Linked DNA regions of Homo sapiens: region 1 is linked to region 2. A link is an interaction called in ENCODE POLR2A ChIA-PET data of the cell type or tissue named here. Cell type or tissue: GM12878. All regions are shown on one strand. Each heading gives the region's core, and the rest is flanking DNA. Links, peaks and the distances in the headings are about the cores only. Region 1 has its middle 650 kb from the start of EPHA3. Region 2 has its middle 940 kb from the start of EPHA3.

The links. ChIA-PET counts read pairs that join two places held together with the same protein. Peaks named below come from ENCODE experiments on the same cell type or tissue, not always from the same donor. Only the 100,000 strongest peaks of a DNase experiment are listed, where the experiment ranks them.
Region 1: POLR2A ChIA-PET joins it to region 2 with 5 read pairs; 2 of 35 experiments call an interaction of 5 or more read pairs at or near these places.

Annotation. Positions count from the first base shown.
Region 1 is chr3:89,753,094-89,761,441 of GRCh38, reverse strand. No RefSeq gene overlaps it. Among named protein-coding and RNA genes, the nearest start is that of EPHA3, 650 kb to the right of the region's middle. In GM12878, for the core only: no CTCF peak of the experiment used is centred there; a DNase peak (open chromatin) is centred at 4,559.
Region 2 is chr3:90,041,986-90,050,333 of GRCh38, reverse strand. No RefSeq gene overlaps it. Among named protein-coding and RNA genes, the nearest start is that of EPHA3, 940 kb to the right of the region's middle. In GM12878, for the core only: no CTCF peak of the experiment used is centred there; no DNase peak of the experiment used is centred there.

The sequences.
Region 1 (8,348 bases), core at 64-8,063, 290 kb after region 2:
TTTCTGTGCATATTGTGCTGAAGTGGGGCCCTCTGTGCTTTACACTCAGGCAGACCTTCAGGCATCTGGAGCACCCACTGTCTTGGATTAGGACATTAGGCCACCCTCAATCCCTGTGTAGAGAATTTGGGGCCAAGGAGATTTCAGAGCTCCATGCCTAGGCACACCTCTGGGGGCTTTATGATCATCTACAGAACTTGCCCTCAGCACTGGTGCTTGTGTCTGCCATCAAGAGACCCTTAGGTGGGCCTGTCTGGTCTGGGCCCACCCATTTTTACCCCACACCCCTCGGGTTGAGCAGGGAGACCACTGTGCACTCCACAGATCCGCCCATTGGCTGAGGCAACAGAGAGTTTCTCCTAGTAAACAAGGATCAGGTAAACAACACAGACACCTTAGCTGGCTCTTACCCATCAGCACCTCTTACCCATCATCATCTACTGGCTCATAGGTTGAACCCAGCCCAATGTAAAACCTGCTGACAGAAATGCAAAGAAGCAAAGCCAAAGCCGCTACCCAGGATTTGCTACAGTCACTCCCTTTGGCAGGAGGAAAGGGAAATAAATAATAATAATAATAGTATAGGGAAAGAATAAAGAAAATCCTGTCCCACAAAATAAGTAAAAAGTTAGAAGTGCCAGAGTCTCCAGATGAGAAGGAATCAGTGCAGAAAAACTGGCACAATGAAAAATCTGAATTTTGTGATCCACCAAAGGATCACATTAGCTCTCCAGCAATGGTTCTTAATCAAAATGGAAAGACAGAAAAGATAGATGAAGAATTGAGAGTACGGATTGCAAGGAAGCTCAACAAGATCCAAGACAAGGTTGAAAATCAACACAAAGAAACTTCTAAATCAATCCAAGAAATGAAAGAGGAGACAAACATCTTAAAACAAAATGAATTAGAGCTGCTGAAATTGAAAAACTTATTTAATTATTTTTAAAATACAACTGAAATCTTTATTAGTAGACTGGAGGAAGAAGAAGAAAAAGTTCAGTGCTTGAAGCCCATTCTTTCAAATTAACCCAGTCAGAAAAAATGTAAAAGAAAAATAAATTTTAAAAATGGACAGTCTTTGATTGTGTAAAGTGATCAAACCTATGAATCATTGACATTGCTGATAGATTAGGAGAAAAAAAATCCTGAAAAACATATTTCAGAAAATAATTCAAGAAAACCTCCCTAATCTCCCTAGAGAGTTAGAAGAAAACCTGAGAACATCTGCAAAATACTATACAAAATGAATGTCATGAGGCATATAGTCACCAGAATATCCAAGGTCAATGCTAAAGAAAACAATTTATTTTTCTTTTCTGTTTTTTCTTTCTCTCTCTTTTTTTTTTTTTTTTTTTTTTTGACAAAGTCTTTCTTGTTGCCCAGGTTGGAGTGCAGTGGCACAATCTTGGCTCATTGTAACCTCCACCTTCTGGGTTCAAGCAATACTCTCGCCTCACCCTCCCGAGTAGCTGTGACTACAGGAGTATACCACCACACCAAACTAATTTTTATATTTTTAATAGAGACAGTATTTGCTGTGTTAGCCAGGCTGGCCTCAAACTCCTGGCCTCAAGTGATCCACTTGCCTTGGTCTCCCAAAGTGCTGGGATTACAGGTGTGAGCCACTGTGCCTTGCCTGAAAAAAATCTTAAAGGCAGCTAAAGTAAAATATCAGATGACATACAAAAGGAATACCATCAGACTAACAGCAGACTTCTCAGCAGAAAGTTTACAAGCCTGGGGAGAATGGAGTTTCAGTATCCATAAAGACAAGAAAATCCAACCAAGAATTTCATATTCTGCCAAACTAGGCTTCATAAATGAAGCAGATATACAATCTTTTACAAACAAACAAGTACTAAGGGAACGGAAATTCATTACCACTAGATCAGCCTTACAAGAGAGTCTTAAGGGAGTTCTAACATGGAAATAAGAGAATAACACCTGCTACCACAAAAATACACTGAAGTACATAGTTCACAGACCCTATAAAGTAAGCACACAATAGAAACTACAAAGCGGCCATCTAACAACTTTATGATAGGGTCAAAACCAAATATATCAATATTAATATTGAATATAAACAATGGAAAAACCCTACTTAAAAGGCACAGAGTAGCAACTTGCATTACAAAAATTAGACTTATCTATTTATTCATCTGCTGTCTTCAGGAGACCCATTTCACACATAATGACACCCATAAATCAACTTAAAAGATTGAAGAAAGACTTATCATATACATAGAAAACAAAAAAGAACAGGTGTCACAATTCTTCTATCAGACAAAAGAGACATTAAATCAACAACAGTAAAAAGTGACAAAGAAGGGCATTACATACTAATAAGGAGTTCAATTCAACAAGGTAATTAAACCTAAATATATATGCACCCAACATTGGAGCACCTAGATTCACAAAACAACACTTCTAGACAGAAAAAGACTTAGAAAGCCACAGAATAAAAATGGAGGACTTCAGCAATCTACTTATAGCATTAAAGACATCATTAAGGAAAAAAACTAACAAAGAAATTCTGGATTTAAATTTGACACTTGACCAATTGGACCTGATAGACAACTGCAGAATACTCCACCCATCAAACATACAATACATATTCTTCTCATCTATACATGGCACATATTCCAGGATCAACCACTTGCTCAGTGATAAAGCAAATCTCAATAAATTCAATAAAATCAAAACATATCAACCACACTCTGGGACCACAGTGGAATAAAAATAGAACTCAATACCCAGAAGGTCTCCCCAAACCATACAATTACATTGAAATTAAACAACTTGTTCTTGAATGACTTTTAGGTGAGCAATGAAATTAAGGCAGAAATAAAAAAAATTGAAATAATGAAAACAGAGATACAACATGCCAAAAATCTATGGGGTGCAGCAAATGCAGTGTAAACAGGAGAGTTTATAGTGCCATACTCTCACCTCAAAAAGTTAGGGAAATCTCAAATAATGATCTCATATAACAAGTAAAGGAGCAAGAAAACAAGAACAAACCAACCTTAAAGCTAGTCGAAGAAAAGAAACAGCCAAAATCAGAGCAGAACTGAACAAAATTTAGAGCAAAAAATTCAAGCATAGAATCAATAAAACCAAAAGTTGGTTTTTGAAAGGATCAACAAGATCAATAGACTGCTAGCTAGGTTAACTAAGAAAAAAAGAGAAAAGACCCAAATAAGCACAATCAGAAACAACAAAGATGACATTACAACACATCTCACAGAAATACAAAAGAGCCCCAGAGACTATTATGAACACCTCTATACACAAAAACAAGAAAAATCTAGAGGGAATGGATCAATTCCTAGAAACACACAACTTCCCAAGATTGAATCAGGAAGAAATTGAAACCCTGAACAGACCAATATTGAGTCCCAAAATTGAATCAGTAATAAAAAAAAAAATCTACCAACCAAAAAAAGCTCTGCAACAGATGAATTCAAAGCTGAATTCTATCAAATGTATAAAGAAGAGCTGTTACCAATTGTGTTGAAACTATTTTAAAGATTGAGGAGGAGAAACTAATCTCTAACTCATTCTATGAAGTCAGTAACACATTGGCAAGACCTGGCAAAGACATGGTGAAAAAAGAAAACAGCAGGCCAATTTCCCTGATGAACATAGAAGCGAAAATCCTCAACAAAATCCAGCAGCACATCTGAAAGATAATTCGCCATGACCAAGTAGACTTCATTACTGGGATGCAAAGTTGGTTGTACATATGCAAATCCATAAATGTGATTCAAGACATAAAGAGAATTAAAAATAAAAACCACATGTTTGTCTCAATAGATAACACAAAAAAGCCTTTGATAAAATTCAAATTTCTTTCATAATAAAAACTCTCACAAAACTAGGCATCAAATAAATATATCTCAAAATAATAAATGTCATCTATGATGTCAAATCCATAGCCAACATCATATTGAATAGACTAAAGCTGGAAACATTTTCCTAGAGAACTGGAGCAAGACAAAGATGCTCAGTCTCACTACTCCTATTCAACATAGTACAGGATGTCCTAGCCAGAGCCATCGGGTAACAGAAAGAAAACACAACCAAGCCGGGCGCTGTGGCTCACGCCTCTAATCCCAGCACTTTGGGAGGCCAAGGCGGGCAGATCACCTGAGGTCAGGAGTTTAAGACCAGCCTAACCGACATGGCGAAACCCCATCTCTACTAAAAATACAAAATTAGCCAGGCATGTTAGCGGGTGCCTGTAATCCCAGCAACTTGGGAGGCTGAGGCAGGAGAATCGCTGGAACCTGGGAGGTGGAAGTTGCAGTGAGCAGAGATCGCACCACTGAACCAGGCTGGCTAACAGAGCAAGACTCTGTCTCAGACAAACAAACAAACAAACAAAAACCCACAACCAAATAGGAAAAGAGAAAGTCAAACTAGCTCTCTTCTCTGATGATACAATTCTAGATCTAGAAAACCTTAAAGACCCTACCAAATAAAACCTCCTGGAACTGATAAATGACTTCAGTAAAGTTTTAGGACATAAAATCAGTGTACAAAACTCAGTAGCATTTCTGCACACCAATGATGATGTACCATGCCAGTACCAAAACAGACACATAGACCAGTGGAACAGAGGTTACAGTTTTGGTTACTGTAGTCTTGTAGTATAGTTGGAAGTTGGGTAGTGTGATCCCTCCAGCTTTGTTCATTTTGCTTAGGATTATCTTGCTATATTAGTGCTTTTTTGGTTCCATACGAATTTTAAAATATATATTTTTTTCTAATTCTGGGAAGAACGTCAATAGTAGTTTAATGGGAATAGCATTGAATCTCTAAATTACTTTGGGCAGCATGGCCATTTTTACAATATTGATTCTTTTTATCCACGAGCATGGGATGTTTTTCCATTCGTTTGTGTTCCCTCTGACTTCTTTGAGCAGTGGTTTGTAGCTCTCCTTGAGGAGGTCTTTCACTTCCCTTGTTAGCTGTATTCCTAGGTATTTTCTTCCTTTGTAGCAAATGTGAATGGGAATTCATTCATGATTTGGCTCTTTGCTCCTCTGTCATTGGTGTGTAGGAATGCTTGTGATTTTTACACATTGATTTTGTATCTTGAGACTTTGCTGAAGTTGCTTGTCAGCTTAAGAAGCTTTTGGGCTGCGATATTGGGGTTTTCTACATACAGTATCATGTCATCTGCAAACAGAGACAATTTGACTTCCTCTTGTCCTATTTGAATAACCTTTATTTCTTTCTCTTGCCTGATTGCCCTGGCCAGAACTTCCAATACTATGTTGAATAGGAGTGGTGAGAGAGGGCATCCTTGTCTTGTGGAGGTTTTCAAGGGAAATGCTTCCCACTTTTGCCCCTTCAGTATGATATCAGCTGTTTTTTGTCATGGAGGAGTCCCTCCTTTGCAATTGCTTGGAATAGTTTCAGAAGAAATGGTACCAGCTCCTCTTTGTACCTCTGGTAGAATTCAGCTATAAATCCATCTGGCCCTAGACTTTTTTTGGTTGGTAGGCGATTTATTACTGCCTCAATTTCAGAACTTGTTATTGGTCTAATCAGTGATTCCGCTTCCTGGTTCAGTCTTGGGAGGGTATACGTATCCAGGAATTTATCCATTTTGTCTAAATTTTCTAGTTTATTTGCATAAAGGTGTTTATAGTATTCTCTTTGGAGTACTCAATAATTCATCTTTCCCCCAAAATATATAAATTCTTGAGTATAACCAAGAAAATGCAGAGTTGAAGGTTACTTTATGGTTTACTGATTTAAAATCTATTTCAGTAATCTAACCAGCCATGTATTATAGGGAAGAGAATACTTAATTTTAAACTGAAGAACTATAATTATTTTGTAATGCCCATATCATTGTCTTATAATTGTTTTTCTGCAAATATTTATTGTATCAAATAATACTATATTGATACATTCCTGATAGCTACAAAATGGCAGAAAGATACTTTTACCCCCAAGTTAAATTTTTTTAAGAAATTACAAGTCTCTAAAAATAGACATAGATAATCATTTTAGCCTTTAAAAAGCATTTCACACCCTACAAATCATTGATACTATATTCTTTCCCAGAGAGTTCATGGAGACCTGGGTATTCTCTTGCTGTGCCTAGGCCTGGCAGCATTCCTGCTTTTCTGGAAATGCCCTAAATGTAGGGATGCCAGTTTTACCAAATGAAAATATAGGAAACCCAATTAGAGTTTAATTTCAGATAAATAATGATACATTTTTAATATCTGTATGTCTCAAATATTGCATGGGGCATATTTATACTAAGAAAGAAATTTTACCTGAAATTAAAAAGTAACTGTGTGTCTCGTATTTTACCAGGTAACCCTACCTGCACGGTCTCATTACACGTCTCTTGTGAACTGTTGTAATAAATTGTCTTTATGCAACACAGAGCACATTGCATCTCCCGAGCCAGCCTTCTCACCTAGGGTAGGTAAAGGCCCTAGAGCAGGCATATTTTCTTCATGTTCCTCCAATAAAACTTCTTTTTTCTCCTAGGTTGGTACCATCATTGTCTCCTCACCCCACCACATCCTTGCCAACATGTAAGGTACACAGAATTAGCTTAGGGCCAACTTAACAGTTCTGCTTACCACTAACTCCGTGACATTAAACAACAAGCACAATCAGTTGCATTTCCTCCAATTGTAATATCAACATAATTGGAGGTTGAATTTTATGAACTCTGATGTTCCTTCTGTTCTAACATTTTGCAGCTCTAAGTCCCTCAGCACTGGGAGGTTTTGCAAATTAAACAACCTCTTAAAATAAATATGTGTGGGAAATAGCCTAAATATTGTTGCTGCTGTTGTTGCTTTTTAAACTCTAAGTTTTGAAAAATTGTATTTAATTGATCTGTGTTCACTTTTTATAATTGATATGCGTGTAAGTACATATGTAGGTAGGTGCATTTTTAAAGACAGTGTGTTCAATTTTACTTGCAACGAGCCAGAATTGTATATAGATACAGATACAGAATTGTGTATAGATACATAATTATATCTGTAATGTAAGAAAGAAAAGATGTTAACTTGATATTTCTACCACAGAGGCACTCAGATGAATCTATTCTTATTTGAAAAAAATAAAACTCTCTAAATGTTTGAAACGCACTCATCATTTGTCACAATCTCCTTCTGTTGTGTTAGAATATTTTTTGCAGTTAATATTCAAAACTAAGCATTCACAGTTTCCTCCCTTTTTTTCTTTTCTAAGCACATAACTAAATAAAATTAAAGTTTCAAAAGCCACTGCCCCTCTGTCTCCTGTGTGGTTGATCATTGTGGTTGATTTCCTGTGCCTCTGTTAGCTGATATAGACCACACTGCCTTCCATTTCAATTACAGCATTAGAATTCCAAGCGAAGGATTCTGAGGAAAAATAATTTCCTTTGACTACAGTGGTTCATCAGTGTGATTTCTTATCTCGCTAAGGATTGCAGAGTTCACTTGCTTTGCCCTCTAACTTACTATTTTTCTTTATATTAAACATTGATTACATTTTCCTATTTTCTCTCTCCCTCTGCTCCATTTTCTCTTTGCTTTTATATTTTTTTATTTTTTATCTTAAAATATTTTAATGTAAAATTTATCAGATAAAAATATACAAAATATGCATATGTAGCATTTTAAAAATATATACAGTACTTATACATTTTTATAACACCAGCTTAAGAAATAGAACATTAATATTCAGTTTAAATCCCCCTGCATTCCGTCCGTAATTGCACTCATTTTCTGCTTTCCAATCCAGAAGTCTTCTCTTTATTTATTTATTTATTTATTTATTATTATTATACTTTAAGTTTTAGGGTACATGTGCACAATGTGCAGGTTAGCTACATATGTATACATGTGCCATGCTGGTGTGCTGCACCCACTAACTCGTCATCTAGCATTAGGTATATCTCCCAATGCTCTCCCTCCCCCCTCCCCCCGCCCCACAACAGTCCCCAGAGTGTGATGTTCCCCTTCCTGTGTCCATGTGTTCTCATTGTTCAGTTCCCACCTATGAGTGAGAATATGCGGTGTTTGGTTTTTTGTTCTTGCGATAGTTTGCTGAGAATGATGGTTTCCAGCTTCAACCATGTCCCTACAAGGGACATGAACTCATCATTTTTTTATGGGCTTCATAGTATTCCATGGTGTATATGTGCCATATTTTCTTAATCCAGTCTATCATTGTTGGACATTTGGGTTGGTTCCAAGTCTTTGCTATTGTGAATAATGCCGCAATAAACATACGTGTGCATGTGTCTTTAAAGCAGCATGATTTATAGTCCTTTGGGTATATACCCAGTAATGGGATGGCTGGGTCAAATGGTATTT
Region 2 (8,348 bases), core at 148-8,147:
TGCCCAGTTTTTTGGTCAAACACAGGTGTAGATGTTGCTGTGAAGGTATTTTTTTAGAAGTGATTGACATTTAAATCTGTAAAATTTGACTAATCTAAATTACTCTCCATTACATGTGTTGACCTCATCCAATCAGTTGAAGGTCTTAAGAGAAATACTGAGTTTCCCTAAAGATGAAGAAATTCTGCCCCTGAACTTCCTTGGGACTCAACTTTTCCCTAGGTCTCCATACTGCTGGTCTGCTCTGCAGATTTTAGATAGAACTTATTGATTGTCTCTAGGGAACACAGACTAATACAAATTTTGGTATTGAGATTGGTTTCAGAAAAACTAAATCTTAAGGATGAGTTTTCTGAACTGGTTCTGGGGTTTCTAGAATCAATTCTCTCACTCAATTAGATTTAAAGGCACTATTTGTAGCAGGAAAAACACTGATAGCCATGGTGTGATGTGTCCATAGAAATATGCAAAATATCATCATTGGATATTCCTGTTTAAATACTTATAAGAGGCAAGTTTTTGGGTGACTATGTATTTGATACCTTAGAAGATTTTTATCAAACTAACAAGTAAAATGAAATTGGCTGGTTGTTCGTAATTGCGCTGGAAAAAGTGGATACACAAAAGTATGAGCTCAAAGGGTTGAATTTCCAGCTAAAGCACTGCATAAATTACCTGAAAGGTTATATTGTCTGCCTCAAAAGAAAACCTTATCTTTTGTAGTCCTAAAGGAGAAAGTGCTGAAAACGAGGCCCAGATTCTTATTCTGTTAGTGGCTGAAATATAACAGAAATTTAATTCCCAACTTCATAAGGTATCTACTGGTAAATTGAGGGCATTGATTGGGAAGGAATAAGATCCTGAAAAGTGAAAATGTGGTCATACTGTATTATAAAATACTGATGAGGATGAGGACATTAAGCTTCTAAATTCTGCTGGGTCTTCTTTACCAGTAGAGGTAGCTATTCCCCTCCCCCGCCCCCCAGAGGAGATTAACACTAATTTGCCTGAATAAACTGTAATGATCTTCTCTGAGATAATTGCCTTATAAGATACTGCTGATTTACCTCCAGACACAGTTCCAGAACCCTGCTTTGCTTCTAGTCTATAACTAGACTCAAGTTCCAGAAGGCCCTGAAAGGTGAAGTATTTCTATGATCTGAAGGTTTGTGTTCCCCCAAAATTAAATAAGTTAAAATTAATCACCCATGTGGTGGTGGTAGAAGGTGGAGCCTTTGGGAGGTGGTTAGGTCATGAGGTTGGAGGCATCATGAATGAGATTAGTGCTCTTATTAATAGGCTCCAGATCCGCTTTTCTCCCTCTACCACGTGAGGATACATTGAGAAGGTGCTGTTCTATGAGCCTACAAGTAGGCCCTCACCAGACACTGAATCTGCTGGTGCCCTTATCCTGGGCTTTACAGCCTCCAGAACTGTGAGAAATAATTTTCAATTGTTTACAAGGTACCTAATCTAAACTCTTTTCTTATGGCAACCAAAATGGACTAAGGCAGATATAATTGTGATCATGAGGAGGTGTGCTGCACTCTAAACAAAATTATATGATTTAAAAATTTATCCAGACAGAAATATGGAAAATATGTGTGGGAATGAATGTTAAGAGTGTGGGATATTGGTAGAAAATACATAAAGTTGAAACAAGCCAAATTTATTGATTTAAGCCAACTAAACAGAGATTGTTGATTTAATATTGCATCTTGGGGGGTTAGAAAAGCCTCTAACAGTTTGTTTAGTTGGTTAGCTGAAACACGAATAAAAGGTGACCTACACTAATTAGTTAACATGCCAGAACTGCCTTCATGTGCAGTAGAAAAAAGAATCCAAAGGGTTGGGAAAATAGGAATAGAAGTGTGAATTTATCATGCAAGACCTCCTCATCCACCATAGGAAGAGTCCAGAGGACATACTTATTGCCACAAACATGAGAAATAAACTTGTTAGGGGAACTTCAGCCTCACTGAAAACCTCCATGATCACTCTTCTTTGCAGCTCAGAAATTATAGTGTGAACTGCTGCCATTAAATTGGGAAACTAAAATTCAATGAAAATTATTGGATCTCACTGTGTCAGAGGCCAAGTGGTGATACTTAATCATTAAAATAAAGGTAAATGTGGTTATTATAATGGACACTAGAGTCAAAGCAGTAACTAAAATAGTCTGATTCACAGAGCTCTATGATATTGGCTAGTTGATCACTTTCCTAGAAGTGAAATAAATTGGAAGTCTACTAAATTCGTACTTGATCTGTATAAGGACTACAGTCAAGTGAACAAAAGTTTAGCCTGAATCATAAGAACAGACAGTCATGGCCCCTCAATCAATTCTCAGACTTGAGTCAGTTTATAAAGCCCAAATTCTTCAAGTGAAGGGAGGTGAGATAACTTTGAGGAAGCACCCAGCTACACTGCCAATAATTCTTCCAGCCTTCCCCAACAGGGATGTAAGCCTTTTATCATACAGGGTGACTGTGTATCAGGAAAGAGAACAATCAGGATCTTCAGAAATTACTGGACACTGGCTCTGAATTGATACAATTTCCAGGAGACACTAAATGCCATGGGGATCCACCAGTCAGAGTAGTTTATGAAGGTGATGTTTTGGCTCATGTCCATTTCACAGTGGGGTTCAGTGAGTCTCCAAAACTATCCTGTGGCTATTTCCCTAGTTCCACAATGCATAAGTGACATAGATATAATCAACAACTGGCAAAATCCACACGTCTCTTCCTTGACCTATAAGGTGATGTCTTTTACGGTGGGAAAGGCCAACTGAAAGCCACTAGAACTTCCTCTTCCTAAGAAGATAGTAACTCAAAAGCAAAATCACAGAGATTAGTGCCACCATCAGAAACTTGAAAAATTCAGGAGTGGTGACTCTCACTGTATCCCCAACCAACTTGCCTATTAAACAGAAAATAGATAGATCTTGGAGAATGACAGTGGATTGTTCTAAGCTTAACATGGCAGTGACTCCAGTTGCAGCTACTGTACCAGATATGGTTTCATTGCTTGAGAAAATTAACACATCCTCTAGTATCTGATATGTAGCTACTGATTTGACAAATATTTTTTTTCTCCATCTCTGTTAATAAAAACCACGAGACGCAGTTTGCTTTCAGTTGGCAAGGCCAATAATACACCTTTACTGTCCTACCTCAGAGTGTACCCATTTCCCAGCCTTAGGTTGTTAATTTAGTTTTCAGAGACCTTGATTGCTTTTATCTCCACAAGACATCATACTGGTCCGTTACAGTGATGATATTATACTGATTAGAACTAGTAAGTCAGAAGTAGTAAGTATTCTAAACTTATTGGTAAGACATTTGCATGTCAGAGGATGAAAAATAAATCCAACAAAAATTCAGGGGAATTCTGCCTCAGTGAAATTTCAAGGGATCCAGTAGTATGAGACACGTAAAGATATTCTTTCTAAGATGAGGAATAAGTTGTGGCAACAGGCCTCTCCTACAACCAGGAAAGAGGCACAATGCCTAGTGAGCTTCTTTGGATTTTGAAGGCAATGTTTTCCTCACCTGAGTGTGCTTCTCTAGATGACTTACCAGGTTATCAGAAAGCTGTCAGTGTTGAGTGCAGCCCAGAACAGAAGTGTCTGTAAGAGGTCATAGTGCTATGCCATCTGCTGTGCCTCTTAGACCATATTATCCAGCATGTTCTTGGTGCATAAAGTATCAGTGGAAGATAAAAATTTTGTCTGAAGCATTTATCAGGCCCCTGTAAGTGAATTACAGTGCAAACACTTCAGATTTGGGAGCAAAATCCTGCTATCCTCTGTGGATAACTACCCTCCTTTTGAGAAACAGTTTTTGGTTTGCTACTGTAAGTACTGTAAGCTACTGTAAGTACTGTAAGTAATCAGTAGAGACTGATTACTTAAACATGGGCCATCAAGTTACCATGCAATTTATGCTGCCCTCATGAAATGGGCCCACCAAGCCATAAAGTTGAGTGTGCACAGTAGCACTCCATCATCAAATGCAAGAAATGTATGAGATTGGGCTCAAGCAGGTCCCAAAGGCATAAGCTGCCTAAAGAAATGGACCGAATGCTCATGGTCACCACTCCTGCTACACTGCCCTATCTTTCCCAGCCTCTACCTATGGCCTGAAGGGGAGTTCCCTGTGATCAGTTGACACAGGAAGAGAACACCGGGGCCTGGGTTACAGATGGTTCTGGATGATATTCAGCACCACCTGAAAGGAGACAGATGCAGCACTAAAGTCTCTTTCCGAAACACCCATGAAGGAAGATAATAAAAAAAAATTTCCAGTGAGCAGAAATTTAAGCAGTGTGCTGGTTATTCATTTTGCTGGGAAAGAGAAATGGCAAGATATGTGATTGTACGTGGATTCAATGATTCAGATGGATGGTTAGAAACTTGAAAGTAACGTAATCAGAAAATTGATGACAAGGAGGTCTGGGGAAACGATATGTCAATATACCTCTCTGAATAGGAGAAAAACATAAAAATATGTGTGTCCTATGTGAATGCTCGCTAAAGTATGACTTCAGCAAAGGAGAATTTTAATAATCAAGTGCAATTAAGTATGGCTTAAGGATATGTGTGGGGTTGCCAAGTTGACAAGTGTTAGACTCTGATGGTTAATTTTATGTGTTAACTTAGGCTATAGTGCCCAGTCGTTTGGTCAAATGCCAGTCTGGATGTTGATCTAAAGGTATCTTTAAAATGTGGTTAACATTTAAATCAGTAGACTTTGAGTAACCCAGATAACCATGCAAAATAAGTGACTGACTTCATCTATCAGTTGGAGACCTTAAGAATAAAGACCGAAGTCCTTCAAAGAGGAAGAAATTCTGCCTCTGGACTGCCTTAGGACTCAAGACTGCGGCATCAACTCTTCCCTGGGTCTCCATGCCACTGGCCTGCCCTGCAGATTTTAGACTTGACAGCGAGTCCAAATCTCAGGTGAGCCAATTCCTTAAGGTTAATCTACCTGTGCATACACACCCTATTGGTTTCATTTCTCTGGAGAGGTCTAAATAATACAATGTCTGCCTCAATAAAAAATTAAAAATTTTAATTAATATACTTCAGCAGTATTTGGATTTTATATTTTGCCATTATAATTAGACATTTTACATTTTATATTTTTCAACAATAATGCACTTAAAATTAAAGATAATATCACTTTTATAGAAGAAGAAATTAAGTCTCTTGAGTGGCCAACTGAATTACTTTTCAAAATGATATAAACATTAAATGTCAAGTTCAGGACTGACACTAATGTTCTGGAGCTAGAAATGTCACAGTGGCTTTCCGAGGGGCAGTATTCACTTACACTATTAGGCGTGACTTGGGCAAGATACTGATTTTCTATAAAGTGGGCATAATAATTGTATCTAAAGCAAATGATAATTTGATGATTGAGATGTGTATACTGAGGATTTTGGACAGTGTCTGAATGTACCATATATTTAATAAATGATATTAATGCCTCCTATTCAAATGTAACTATTACTTTTTTCTATTATATCCATGATTTTTATTAAAAAATAATCTTTATTTTACCAAAAGTTATATCGATTTTACAATGGAATTCATTTTTTCCTTTTTAAAAAGAGCCTTTTAAGTGATTAGTATTAATTGAGAAATCTTTTAAAGTAAAATCTAGAAGAACTATTACAAAATCTAATTATGTAATATTTGCTGATATGGCAAGATTTTGTCTGGACACCTTGGATTTAGGATGGGCCATGGGGAGAGAGAATCAGTGAAGGTTGTGTGCCAAGCATAAATTCATGCTTCCAAATGGTCTAAGAATGCCTTTAGTGTTTTTTTTAATGCTCCATTTTTAATATTTAGAAAGCATTTCAGAAGTGTTTTCATCAGTAACTTCCCCCAAAGACCCCTTTGGAAAATGATTGACATTTGGCAGACATCCTTTATTGTGTCAAAGCTTTGTTATGATCCTTTTAGTTTCAGGAATAGAAAAAAAATTCAAAATATGTACTTGTGTACTATTCCCAAAGGTAATAATGAGAGGATTAAATACAATCAGTTTTCTGGAGTCAGTCACAGCCATAAATATGCTATTGAACATATGTTGGAACAGTCTCTAAGGTTTCAGAGAATGAAGAATGAGCTAAAGATTGTTTTTACTCCAAAATCTCTTCTATTCAAGAGCAAAAAGCATTTGGAGGATGTTAAAAATTGTACATTCAGATTCAGTAGCCACCAGTATCATTGAAGTTTTGGCTGCTGAAATCCAACTTGAATACTGTCACATATGTGTAATGATATATTTTATCAAAATCAGAGTTTCAGAATACAGTAGAGTAATGCTAGAAACTCTATCATGATCTATCTATCATGATTTCTGATAGCCCTTTCCTTTAAAAGTTTTGCTGGTTCATAGCTTGATCATCACTTTTCAGAACAAAATAGAACACCTTTCATATATCTAACTTCTAAAAGTACCTAACCATATTTACTGGAAGTACTGAACCTATCAGCAGCATTTATATTGTTGTGCCCTCTCCCTTCCTTATATATATTTTAAGATTTTATTTCCAGAACTCTGAACTTGATGACTTTATTCCTAATTTACTGATTCCTCATTCTCAGTTGCCTTTGCTGGTTCCTTCTTTTTTGCCTGACCCATTAAAACTCTGGCATGGCCCAAAGTTCAGATTTTAGATTTTGTGTGTGTGTGTGTGTGTGTGTGTGTGTACGTGTGTATGTGTGTGCGTCTGTGTCTGTTACAGACTTATGGTCATCTCCTCCAGTCTCATAACTTTAAATACTATTTAAATGCTGATGACTTCCCAATTTTTAACGCCCTTGGCCAGACTGTGCTCTCAAACCACAGACTCATATATTCAATTGTCTACTTAACATCTCCATTTCACTGTCTAATAGACATCCACAATGCAGCATGTTTGAAACTTTGTAAAATTTCAAATATTCTGTCCTTATACTGCCCTTTTACTTCCTTCCTGCTCCGTGAAAATCTGCTTTACTTCCATTCTTGTAGTCGTTTAAGTGGAAACCTTTGGAGCAGTAATTATCTTTTTTCTTTTTCTTACATTTTATATCCATTCTGTTCAGGAAATGATGATGACTCTATCTTTAAAACATATCCACTGCTGTTATTTCCCTTTTCAGAATCACCACAATCTCTTGCCTGGGTACTTAGCTATCCTTTTAAAGTATGTAATAAAATGGCCGACATGGTCTCTCATGGTCTGTCTTTTGCCCCTCCCCCACCTGGCTCTTCCTACCATTTTGCACAAGCTCAGTCGGCTTTAGCACGTTGGCTTCCTTGATGTGTGAACATTACCAGATATGTTCCTGTTTTAAGGTTTTTGCTCTATCTATTCTGAAATGTTCGTCTTCCAGATATCTATTTAGCTAAACTCATCTCCTTGTTTAAATCTCACCATTTCAATGAGGCTTGCCCTCACCGTAATTAATATTAAGTCCTGCTTGCCCCTTCTATCCCTCCCTGCTGCCTCCCACTCCTAACACTGGCCTTCTGATCTTCTTTACCATGCTTGATTATTTTCATTTTTTTCCATAGAATCATTCATTTTTAATGCCTTTCCCCAACTAGAATATAAGTTTCTTGGTTATCTGTGATTCTGTTCACTAATGTATCTAGCACCTAGAATAGTGCTTGGCACTTAGTAGACATTCGAACCAATTTTCATTTGAAAGAATAAACAAATGAACATGAGAAGACAAGAAAGTCTGCATATTCTGGCCAAAATCTTACCTGCAAGCAACAAAACCCAAGTAGGAGGAGTTGGTTTGAAGGGTACAATACAGACTGTGATTTTCTTAAAAGAAAGAAAAAAAATGAAGACAGTAGTTTGAAAGAAAAGAGGTTGTTTTTTTCTGTGCAAATAAACCAAGTCTTTTATTATTGCTTATACATTTAACATTTTTTATGCAACAGTGTTTAAATTTTTCAGATTATTTATCATGGAGAACAAAATTATGTGCTTTTGTATTAAAGGGAAAAAGAAACAGTAACTGGCATAGGGAAACAATAGGACCACATAGAACTAATGCCTAAATTGCTGTGATCTGAGGAGTGACCAAAACCCCAACGCTAAGAGGACTTCAAAGATAACAACTTCAAAGCACCTGAGTTTTCAAACTGGATATAATGTCTGGTGTGATCTGGCAGATTTTGAAAGGATAACATTCTGCCTGAGTTATGATAAGACTTCATAAAGATTTATGTGTTTCTTGAAGTTTATGATTTGTATATTTCCTTCATCTTTCATTTGTTGTTATAAATCGCAGCTGTTATTGTAAGTATTTTTAAAGGATTGTGTGTTAT